Regions from separate parts of the Homo sapiens genome. Here regions 1 and 2 are each linked to region 3. Evidence: chromatin contacts called from ENCODE Hi-C or POLR2A ChIA-PET data. All regions are on one chromosome and are shown on one strand. Each heading gives the region's core, a stretch centred on a gene start or an enhancer-like site at or near the end of the contact. The rest is flanking DNA. Distances are from core to core; before and after follow the strand shown.

Region 1 (3,674 bases), core at 262-2,761, 290 kb before region 3:
TTTTTCTCATAGAGAGAATGGTTGGGCTCTCACTATAGAGAGAAAAGTGAGGGAGACCTCTGAGGAGCAGTCAGGACTTTGTTAGCTATCTCATGTCGGTCTCTCTTGGGGAAGCTCCTTGAAGGCAGGACCTGGATCCTATCCCTCTTTATCTTTAATCATCCCTCCCAACATGCCTGGCACATAACAGATGCCCAGTAAATACCTGAATTGGATCTCCCTGCCCATCATTTCTTTATAAAATTATAAAAATGAAATCTGTATATATGAAATGTGTTCCATTTCTCTTACTATTAAAAGATGCTTTCTTTAGCTAGCACAAGACATTGCCCCCAGAATATGATCTTACCACACTTAGGTTGAGTTGTGCTAGATTTACTTGATATCAGCAAAATGTTTGCAAGCACCTTTCTTTCTGGTTGAGTGCAGATCATAAATGAAAGGAAGTAACGTCTATATGTTCTCACACAGTGGCCAGTTTCCTGATTATCTCTAGATTCTACTATTATTAGACTTTATTCCTAGCTTTATTTTTACTTTTGATTTACTTATTTATTTTGAGGTAGGTCTCACTCTGTCACCCATACTGGAGTGCAGTGGCATGATTTTGGCTCACTGCAGCCTTGATCTCCCAGGCTCAAGTGATCCTCCCACCTCAGCCTCCTGAGTAGCTGGGACTACAGGCATGTACCACCATGCCCGGCTGAATTTTTTTTTCTTTTTAGTAGAGATGAGGCCTCCCTATGTTGCCCAGGCTGGTCTTGAACTCCAGAGCTCAAATGATCTGTCCACCTCGGCCCCCCAAAGGACTGGATTATAGGTATGAGCCACCATGCCCGGCCTTATTCTTATTTTTAAAGGAAGAATATCTGAGCAGATAGAAAAATGGAAAGGCAGAAGGATAAACTGGCCCTGTTTTACAAAATAATATTTAAAAATCACTAATATACCATTAGCTTATAAGACCAAGTACCCATGGGAGTACTTGATGATATTGACATCAGCTCATTCAGAAACCTTTTTGTGTGATCATCACTCTATTTCCTCTCAGTTTTCAAGGATCTCATTTGTTAGAGGATTCTTCTAGAGAGCCAGAGTTCCAAGGAGGGCTCTATTATTATGGAAAACCGTCACACTCTCCCATCCCTTCTCTTCTCCCCTCTCTATCCTCTCTCTCAGTCTGTACCCATCACCAACACATGCAAATTAGAAGCAGGTCATGTTGTAATAATAGGACTTTATTTTTAAATACATATAGAATTTAAAGATTCTTATGTATTTATTTGACAGTGGCTCTGGGAATATCTGTGGAAACAGTGCAGTAAGAAGAAAAGAAAAGCCTTCTGCAGTACCATTTTCTGTCCCTCGTGAGTGTGATTTCATTTCCTCCCTGGTCGCACATCACCCACATGCTCAGACGACATATCCCTGTTCTTGGGTCCGTCCTCCAGCTTCTGACTCACAGAGCAGAGCGATAGTCTGTGGGTGCCTGTGTTGGAGGGTACAGGTTGCATTCCAGGAAGGTGACTCGGCTGGCATCCTGCCTCTCGGGGCATTCTGTCACCAAGTCCACAGGATACAGATACCCCATTCAAGGTAGCAGAGCTGCGCCTACTTTGTCTCAACAGAAAAAGGCAGAGATGAGGATTTCAAGGGCTGCATAGTTTCATGTGCTTTTTCTTACAGTGTGTCCTTTAGTCAAGAATTACTTGCTGGTTTTGCCTGGGTCTCAAATTTCAAGTTTGAAAATAAAATATAAAGATCTATCACTAGAACTTATTTTAAACCCTGGAAGATTGTCCTATTCTATTCCTGTAGTGCTTTGTCATTTACATCTTTGTATTTGATTCTCCCAACACATATTTGACCATGGTTAGGAGAGCACGGATTGTTTTTTGTCATTTTCATAGGAAAAGGCTGACATTGAAAGGAGAAACCCTTGTTTGATGTCTTCTCTTGGTATCAGGCAGTGGGTTCCAGCCCTGCTCTGCCAACTCCTCAGTGCAGTGACTTACCATGATACTGTGCCATGTTTCTGGGCTGATTTTTGGTATATTTAGTCATTCTTGTGAGATTTTTAAAGTCATTTTTTTTTAGTGACTTCAAGTGTTGATTGTGTAGCAAACGTATTCCTCTCGCTAGGTATTACATATAAACTAGCATCTCTACTGCTGGCCTAATACCTCTAATCATCCTGTGAAACCACTCCAGTGTGAGGAACTGAGTGTGAAGGAAACTGTAGAACATCTGAGGAGCCACATGTGAAAAGGCCAGTCCCTGTGTCCTAAACAGACTTCCTCTACATTAAGCAGTCCTTTAATAGTTGTACAATCATATAATTTGAAGAAGATATCCATTCTGTACAGGAAATACAAGTTTAACAGAAGTCGTTTCATTTGATCCTTATCTTCAAAAAAAAAAAAACCTGAAGAAGCTTGAAGACGTGGCATGGGTGGTTTAGATTCCATTGCCTTTTGTCAGTGGCAGTAGAAGCCTCATTGTAGTTAAGCATCTGCCTGGGCCTCTGGGAAAACAAAGCATCATTAACTGGCTGGCTAATGAGTCATCTATTAAAATTATCCCTAATGAATTGTGGGTTTGCTTGTTTAATTGCGCGTGGTATTGTGCTCTCAAATGTTAGCAGTCCAGTGGGGCTCAAAGAAATTACACTGGCTTTATTGAGCATTTCAGTAGGATTCTTCCTAAGTCACTGTGCCACGATTGGCTCTCTCTCTTTCTCTCCCTCCCTTTTTCGTCTCTCTCTCTTTCTTTCACTCTCCTTTCCCTCTGTTCATCCCTACCTCTCTTTTTCCCTCTTCCCTTTCCCTCCTTTCCCTTCCCCTCCCTTCAGCTCATCTCCTCTCTCTCTCCCTTTCTTTCACAGATTGTGGGGTAGGAATACAATATGAAAACTCTTACTTTGGAGAATCTGCGCTAATGGCATCTTGAGTATGAACAGCCCCCCACCCCCGCACGTGAAGGGTTGATAGAGCCTGGTGAGCAGCTGGCAGACGCCCCATTTTCCTTCAGCTGCACCCTCACGTTTCATCAGCGCTGGTCACTGTGGGCGTGCTACCTTGTAACTAGGTGGCTGCTGGTCTTCCTTTCCCTACAGCCATGTTGTCAGTCTAGAATGGGGTAGCAAAAACATCATAGGAATAAAGGGCTAAACTACGTAAAAACCATGATTGTATATTGAAAAATGCTTAATGACAGTTTTTACACCAGTAAGAATGCCAAGATCTTCAGGTACAGCTTAGCTTCCACCTGCGAAGCCTGCGTGAGCAGTGGCTGGGCGGGACATGTCTGAATGGTGAAGGTGTTGCCACCTCCCAATATGGCCCTTTCTTTATGAACAGCTCTAATGGTCAGTTGTTATTTTAAAGTCAAAGCCTTCCTTGAGCCTGAAACCATGAATTAAAATATCCAGTTAGTCTTTATTTTCAAGTTCAAAACCTTATTGCGTACTGAAAATGCATGAACTACTGGACACTTTTACAAGCTTACTTTCACAGGAGTCTGGTAAGATACGTGCTATTCTCATATTTTTCTCACTAGAGGGAAAACATAAGGCATAGAGAGAGAGGCTTGCTGAGTCTGGCCCAGATCAGGCGCGTTCATTCGGCCGACCCTTGTGCTGGCTGTACCCTGCACTGTGATGCTCTCTCTGCCTC
Region 2 (3,289 bases), core at 662-3,161, 400 kb before region 3:
ATAAATTCTTCTGTGTGCACATGTCATTCATCCCCAGAGGTCATTTAGAGCCCTGAGACTTACTGTGGCCAAATGTGTTGTACAAACTGCTGCAAATCCTTGGGAAATTTAAATAAGAAAGGGTTTTATATGCATTTTATGTAGGGAGCAAGGTCCATGTAAAATAGAAGTTGGGACAACATTGGAAGTTGTGTGCTCCCTCTTAACCTCGTCCTACAAATTCGCAGATGCTGGAGAAAGAACAGCAAAATTTCCTCCAGGTGCTTTACAACCACCAGATTCAGATTTGCCTCCCTTATCTTTTTCTTGGCTCTCCAGCATCACAAATTTGACACAGGTGTTCCCATGCACCACCCCCACACATACTTTAAGAAGATGTGGGCATATATTATCTTTGTCCACTTTTAATTTCGAAATGATCTTGCAAAGACCAAACCCACAGACTCTTGTGGAGGAGATGGACAGTAACCAGCAGTGATGGATCTGTCTGGTTGTGCAGAGCATGCTGTGGGAACCACATGGGCTGTGTGTTGATCTCTGTGTGGGCACCCGCTTCCCTCCTCCTCCAACCTGCCCCCTTCTCTGGACTGTCTTCATATCACTGGGAGAAAGGCAGTTCACGAGTTGGATGTAATGCATGCTATCTGTTTTTATTGTAGAGGTTTGACTAGGACCGAGTAAAATCCTTAGGAGGCCCCCAGCACAGAAGATAGTATTACATGCTGCTCCTGTACACCCCAATATATAATTCAAAATGACACAAAATTTAAATTTATATTTAAATTAAAGTACCTTCTTCAAAATATTTCTTTGGAATATTTTGATGTCAAAATTTTAAATAAATTTGTTAAAGATAAGCTTTTCTTTTGGGGTGACACATGGAATCCAAGCATACACTTAGTAAGACTTATGTGATCCAGCATGGGGTTGGCCCCAGATCCCTCCAGAACACAATTCAAGATTATTTCATAATAGAAGTGATGCCTGACACAAGTCTTGTAAAATGAGCAAAGTGTTTCCAGCCTTTTTAAGTTTGCCACTTATACTGGGAGGAGAGGTTGGGCTGGACTGCAGGTGCAGTTGGCAAAACTGTCCTGTCAATGCAGACATAATTCTGGGAAATTACCAATACCCTGGACAATTTGCAGTAAATTTTTGCCAGGTAGATAATTTATCTGCTTTTAATATCTCTTAGTTGAGGTGTTAAGAAATAGCAGAATGCCCCAAGGATTACTGATAGGTGGTGAGAAGGAATTTGAGGGGAGTCAGAGACAGGGCAGGTTGACAAACCGGACAGTCACCTGCTGAGTAATTAAATAAAGGTTATGATTTATTTTAATGTAGTTGCAAAATATCTGGTTAGGGTGTGTGTGTAAATATATGTGTGTGAGAGACAGACACACACAGACACAGGCAGAGATGGAAGAAGCCAAAAGGTGATGTCCACAATTAAATTTAGATTAATATTTGCTGGGATTTTGATTGGATTTACTTTCTGTCTTGAAAGAGATTAAACTTTAACAAAATGCTTTCCAGTTCTTAAACATATATAATTATCTATTTTTTAAAAAAGGTATGGTAAAGGTCTTAATTTCTGCCATCTCATTCCCTCTGGTTAAAAAAAAAAGAAAGAAAGAAAAAAAATCACCCAGCAGAGCCATCTATCTTGTATAATCATCCTCATAAACCCCTAAAGTATGCTTTGCTCCCAAAACATTATTGGCATGGATCCTGGCATACAATCATCACACCAGTAATTACAGCTGTTAACTGGAATATAGTCGTTAGTATTTACTAGCCTCTATTATGAACACATAAATCATTTCATAAAACGGTGAGTGGACACATTACTTGTCGTTTTGTTTATGTTAGACATTCTCTGCAGGTATTCTACATGAAAGTTAAAGCATTCTGAGGCTCTTTTTGTAGACTGTGCTTATCATTAATAGAAAGCAGCATGTGTGCATCCTGCAAGCCCATTTCCTTATTTAAAGTGGGCATCCTTCCTCTGCTGAGATGTGCTTCCTCTTTCGTTACAAGACTGAAGATCAAGCCTTTGTAAACCCTTAAAGGTACATCCCTTCCAAATGACCTTTTGTCCTGAGCGACGAAGATGTATTGTTTAGTCCACTCAGAATTACATGGGGTGTCCTAAGAATTTTTGTTTTGGTTAATTAAATTTGGAAATGTGTCATTTTTTCCTATTATAAAGCATAAATGAAAGTCCAGTCAAATTGATTTTAGAGTTCTGGTAGATGAGATAATTGCAGAAGCTAAATGATTTAGGGTTTAAAAATGTGTTTAGCTTTTCTTCACTTAGAGAAACTTAAAACATATTTAACTTAAGTGAACTTGTCTGTGCTTCTTTTAATCTTATAAGGTGAGTTTATATCAATGTCATATGCTAAGCAGTCTTATGAATTAAACTAAATGGAATGAGGCGCTGTTTGTGTGAACAAAAGTATTCATTTTACACATAAAGATGTTTGTTCAAAGAAGCTAAAATGGAGATCTAAATCAGAATTCATTGAAATATGTAAGATATTGTTTTACAAGCTAGATTTTTTTAAGGCGGGCCCTTTAATAGTAGCTTTCGCCAAGAGTTCTGTTTTTCTTTAAAGTTTTGAAGCTTTTTTTAAACCTTTGTTCAAAGAACTATAGACACTAGAATTTTTTTAAGAGTCCAAAAGTGTAGAAGAACAGGACTCTGCAGTGGCAATGAGTTTATATATTGTATCATGATAGAAAGCCAATTTGATTAATATGACAAAACCTCCATTTTCTTCTACTGTACATGTTCAAATTTTGCAGATCATTTTGTGAAGTTTTTACTTTCCGTTAAAAATATATTTTTAATAAAAACTTTTCATAAACTTTATGAAATGTAAATTTATGGCTTCTTGCTGTGTCTGTATTATTACATGCTATTTACCCTGTTTTCTAATAACTGTCTTGTACTCTGCTATTTCCTTACATTTGTTTCTGGAAGAATCTTCCTTGCCTTTAGCTGCCATGTTCATAGAGCAGTAAGTTCTGCTGTTGTTTCTCACTCCTGCCAAATATGCTTATCATTATGTTGATGATTTCTCTTCCTATTCCAAACCCTAACACTTTTCTCCTGGACTTGCAAGAATTTCTCCCTCCATCTCTGCATATTTTATATATTCAAATAAAAATCTTTCAAATTCCCTGCTTTAAAATAAAATCACCTTAGCCCCTTTCTGAGCATGCTAAACTCAAAGGAAAAGAAAATATTAATTAAGCCCTGGGTTGCAGAGCTTTCTACCTG
Region 3 (3,411 bases), core at 557-3,056:
GGGTTTTGCTGACTATGAGTTCACAGCCATGAAATGCATCCTATGTCGTGCTGGTTGATTTACAGCCAGTGTGATGTGATTAAACAATAACCATGTTTCTCCACACCGTCTAGCCGCTATAGGATTGAGAGAGGGGAGGGATGGGCTGCATGACTCCACATTGCACAGCTTCCTCTGGGGAAAAAGAATGAGTATCTTTGTGTGACGCTTATAGCAAAATAGAAGCCTGTAGAAATATATACAAGTTTATTTAGGGAGGGGAAAGAAAAATAAATTACTTCGTTTTTCTGCTTATATTGCTATTTCCTTGTAGCGCTATGTTAAATTGCTAATTACTACTTTTTGTATTCTACTTTTCCTGAAGAATCTGTATATGGACTTTTAGGGCCAGCAGAAATAACTTGTTTTAGTACTATTAACACTCTGGGGAGGAAACTGGTACTTCAGTGTATTGCGAAATGCAAAGCGTTTGAAAAAGTAGTGATGGATGATGAGAACGACAGCGAGAGTCGCTGCGTGTACTGCTGCAGCCCCATTGCAAGCCCACGGTGCAGACATTCAGCAGGATCCAGACAGCCTCTGCTCTAGAAGGCTCAGCAGAGAAGGTGAGCTCCAAACCCAGGGCAAAGCAGGTCCCACCCCTGCCCTCTCGACCATCATGAATCTAGAACAAATTCCCCACCTGCCAAGTTTCAGGGAAGTCTGAAGAAAATAAGCAGGAAAGGCTTTCAGTGGCAGCTTGACTGGCTGTTACTTTCACACGATGAAACTCCTTTTAGGCTGTTCTTTAATTTGTATGTAGCTGAAATAGAATGATCGAGTATTTCTCACCTTTAAAGATCGGCTATTTTCGTACGGCCTTTGCGTTCGGTTTATTTCGAGGAATCACATCTGATGTGTTATTTGACGAGTACATTTGTGTATGCAAAAGCTAAATATTTATCTCACTTCTAGCAATTATGTATCTCAAAGTCTTTTTTCTTTCTTCCCTCCTTTCTTTCCTCCCTTTCTCCTTTCCTCCTTTCTTCCTTCTTTCCTATTTTGTAATTCATCTTGAAATTCTCATCTCAACCTTCATGTCAGTCAGTCTTCACAGAGCTGTAAGAAAGACATTGGTGAGTAGGGGCTGAGAGCAGGATTAAGTTCTTCTCCGCTGGTTTTCTTTTAGCCAGCCTTCCTTCCAGGGAAGCCTCTTAAGTCGATGGAGATGAAATGCCCTTGTTTCCTCGAGTGGAGCAGTTGGGGAAAGCGGGAGGAGGAAGGCACTGCCAGAGGGGACGGTGGCGGGCAGTGCGGGGTCCTGCAGAGCTGCTGGCTGCAGCTCCGCTCGTGGAAGTACAAGTGGGTCGAGATCGGCATTTTCTTAGGAACAGAATCGAACCGAGTAGAATAGGGGTAGAATAGAATAGACCGTCTACAGCGTTCCTGGACGCTAAGCCTAAGAATTGCTTCGTGAAACTCCAGTTTCGTTTTATGAACGCGTGTGTGCGGGAGGCGACGTGAACTGACTTGACTGTGGGTACGAAAAGCCCAAAGCCACCGCCCAGGAAGAACCGCGCTTGGCTGCGGCCCGGGAAGAAACATCCACGGCCGCGTTAGAAAGAGGGTCGCACGCTGCCGCCGAGGTAGAGGGGTCCCCGAGTCCTGGGGCCTCGCGCCCCACAGCCCGAGTCCCTTCCCCGCGGGGCTGGTGGCTTTGGGTAGGACGCGCGCTTGGCGCGGCCAGCCCTGCGGCAGGAGCTGAGCGGCGCAGGGACACGGGCAGCTGGGAGGGGCGCCTGGTGATTTACTCACTTCCCTCCTAGCCAGAGAAGTGCAGCAATTCCAAACAGTTCTCATAGGAGCGTCCCTGACAACTTCATGTTATAAAAAAAAAAAAAAAAAAAAAAAAAAAGCATTAAGAGCCCAAGGGACGCCTTGGGGAGAAGAGGTGTGGAGGTAGCTGGGGGTGGATCGCGGTCACGGTCCTCACGGGTCCGCACAGCACATTCTTAACCGCGACCTAGTGATTTACGGCGCCGAGAGCCGCAACTGAACGCGCACAGCAGGGACCGAAAGCAGGGAAACCCGGAGCCTTGTGCGCCCAGAGGGAGCGGAACGGTGGGAGTTCCCGGGGCTCGGGACCTGCTGCCCCCACCCCCACGACCCACGCCTGCTTCGTCTCCCCCTCTTCTTCCCTAGGACTTTCTGCAGGGCGACTGCACCAAAGCGAAACAGAAGCTGAACTGGAAGCCCCGGGTCGCTTTCGATGTGAGTATCTCTTAGGGCGCACGCCGCCCGCTGCGGGGCCCCGGGCTGCAGGGCGGCAGCTCTCAGGGTCGGGCGCCTGAGGCGCCTGCGATGCCCAAAGCCCGGAAGGCGGGGTGCGGGAGAAGTGAGGGGAGCTGGAACGAGGGACGCGGAGGCCTCTCTGGGGCCGACACCCGGGGTGGGGTGTCACCAGGAGAGAGTGGCAGAAGCTCCTCCCTCACGCCCACCCCTGTGTTGCAGGAGCTGGTGAGGGAGATGGTGCACGCCGACGTGGAGCTCATGAGGACAAACCCCAATGCCTGAGCAGCGCCTCGGAGCCCGGCCCGCCCTCCGGCTACAATCCCCGCAGAGTCTCCGGTGCAGACGCGCTGCGGGGATGGGGAGCGGCGTGCCAATCTGCGGGTCCCCTGCGGCCCCTGCTGCCGCTGCGCTGTCCCGGCCGCAAGAGCGGGGCCGCCCCGCCGAGGTTTGTAGCAGCCGGGATGTGACCCTCCAGGGTTTGGGTCGCTTTGCGTTTGTCGAAGCCTCCTCTGAATGGCTTTGTGAAATCAAGATGTTTTAATCACATTCACTTTACTTGAAATTATGTTGTTACACAACAAATTGTGGGGCCTTCAAATTGTTTTTCTCTTTTCATATTAAAAATGGTCTTTCTGTGAACTAGCATTCACAGGGTCAGTGTGGATGTTTTCTCCCAAGTTATGAACACGGCTATAGGGGTCCCCAAACAACCCCACAATCCAGGCCTTGGAATGAGATCGCTGTGGTCAGGCCTTGCCCTGTTTTGAGAAAGCCCTTGGTGGGAGGACTCCTGCAAGGCTAAGGGGGGCGGGGGTGCTCCGGCGAGCCTCCTCCTTAGTCTTTGCCTGGGACATTTCTTTCCCCCTCCTGGTGACAAGTCACTCTGGAAACCTAGTTCCTGCAGAAGGGAGGAATTCACACCCTGGCTGGTCTCTGCTGACTATAATTAGAACCCAAGGGCTCTCACCCATCTGAAAAAGAAGTCTTGAGAAATAGAGGGGGGTCAGAAGAAGAAACTTGAAGGTAAGCAAATACTGTTGGAACATTCCATGGCAAAGCCACCAAGTTACCTAGAGGTCTCTGAGCCTGTGCCTTTCCTTGTGGTCTAGAATCTTTTACACAGTGCTTATTTGCAGCCTC

The links. Hi-C counts contacts between places; a loop is a spot of excess contacts on that map. ChIA-PET counts read pairs that join two places held with the same protein, here RNA polymerase II (POLR2A). Pooled maps may share reads with other maps.
Region 1: a loop to region 3 is called in a map of endothelial cell of umbilical vein, with 4 times the contacts of the local background. The contact joins two enhancer-like sites. A Hi-C loop is called at or near these places in 8 of 168 maps with a recorded cell type or tissue (PC-3, aorta, ascending aorta and 5 more) and 4 of 50 pooled maps. POLR2A ChIA-PET finds 5 or more read pairs at or near these places in 1 of 52 experiments (IMR-90).
Region 2: a loop to region 3 is called in a pooled map, with 2.2 times the contacts of the local background. The contact joins two enhancer-like sites. A Hi-C loop is called at or near these places in 7 of 168 maps with a recorded cell type or tissue (IMR-90, aorta, ascending aorta and 3 more) and 7 of 50 pooled maps. POLR2A ChIA-PET finds 5 or more read pairs at or near these places in 4 of 52 experiments (BJ, GM12878, MCF 10A and 1 more).

Annotation. Positions count from the first base shown.
Region 1 is chr6:1,915,633-1,919,306 of GRCh38, reverse strand. All of the region lies in intron 7 of GMDS (GDP-mannose 4,6-dehydratase), which reads left to right. Among named protein-coding and RNA genes, the nearest start is that of FOXC1, 310 kb to the right of the region's middle. Within about 2 kb of position 1,511, at least 8 of the 41 ENCODE cell types and tissues checked have a DNase peak (open chromatin) inside an H3K27ac peak, as active enhancers do; they include ascending aorta and endothelial cell of umbilical vein, where a contact is called at or near this core.
Region 2 is chr6:2,027,338-2,030,626 of GRCh38, reverse strand. All of the region lies in intron 4 of GMDS (GDP-mannose 4,6-dehydratase), which reads left to right. Among named protein-coding and RNA genes, the nearest start is that of GMDS, 220 kb to the left of the region's middle. Within about 2 kb of position 1,911, at least 2 of the 41 ENCODE cell types and tissues checked have a DNase peak (open chromatin) inside an H3K27ac peak, as active enhancers do; they include endothelial cell of umbilical vein, where a contact is called at or near this core.
Region 3 is chr6:1,623,311-1,626,721 of GRCh38, reverse strand. GMDS (GDP-mannose 4,6-dehydratase) reads left to right here. Exons shown (of 11, transcript NM_001500.4): 10 at 2,182-2,250; 11 at 2,491-2,916. The coding sequence ends at 2,553. Among named protein-coding and RNA genes, the nearest start is that of FOXC1, 15 kb to the right of the region's middle. RefSeq lists an enhancer at 2,125-2,234. Within about 2 kb of position 1,806, at least 7 of the 41 ENCODE cell types and tissues checked have a DNase peak (open chromatin) inside an H3K27ac peak, as active enhancers do; they include ascending aorta and endothelial cell of umbilical vein, where a contact is called at or near this core.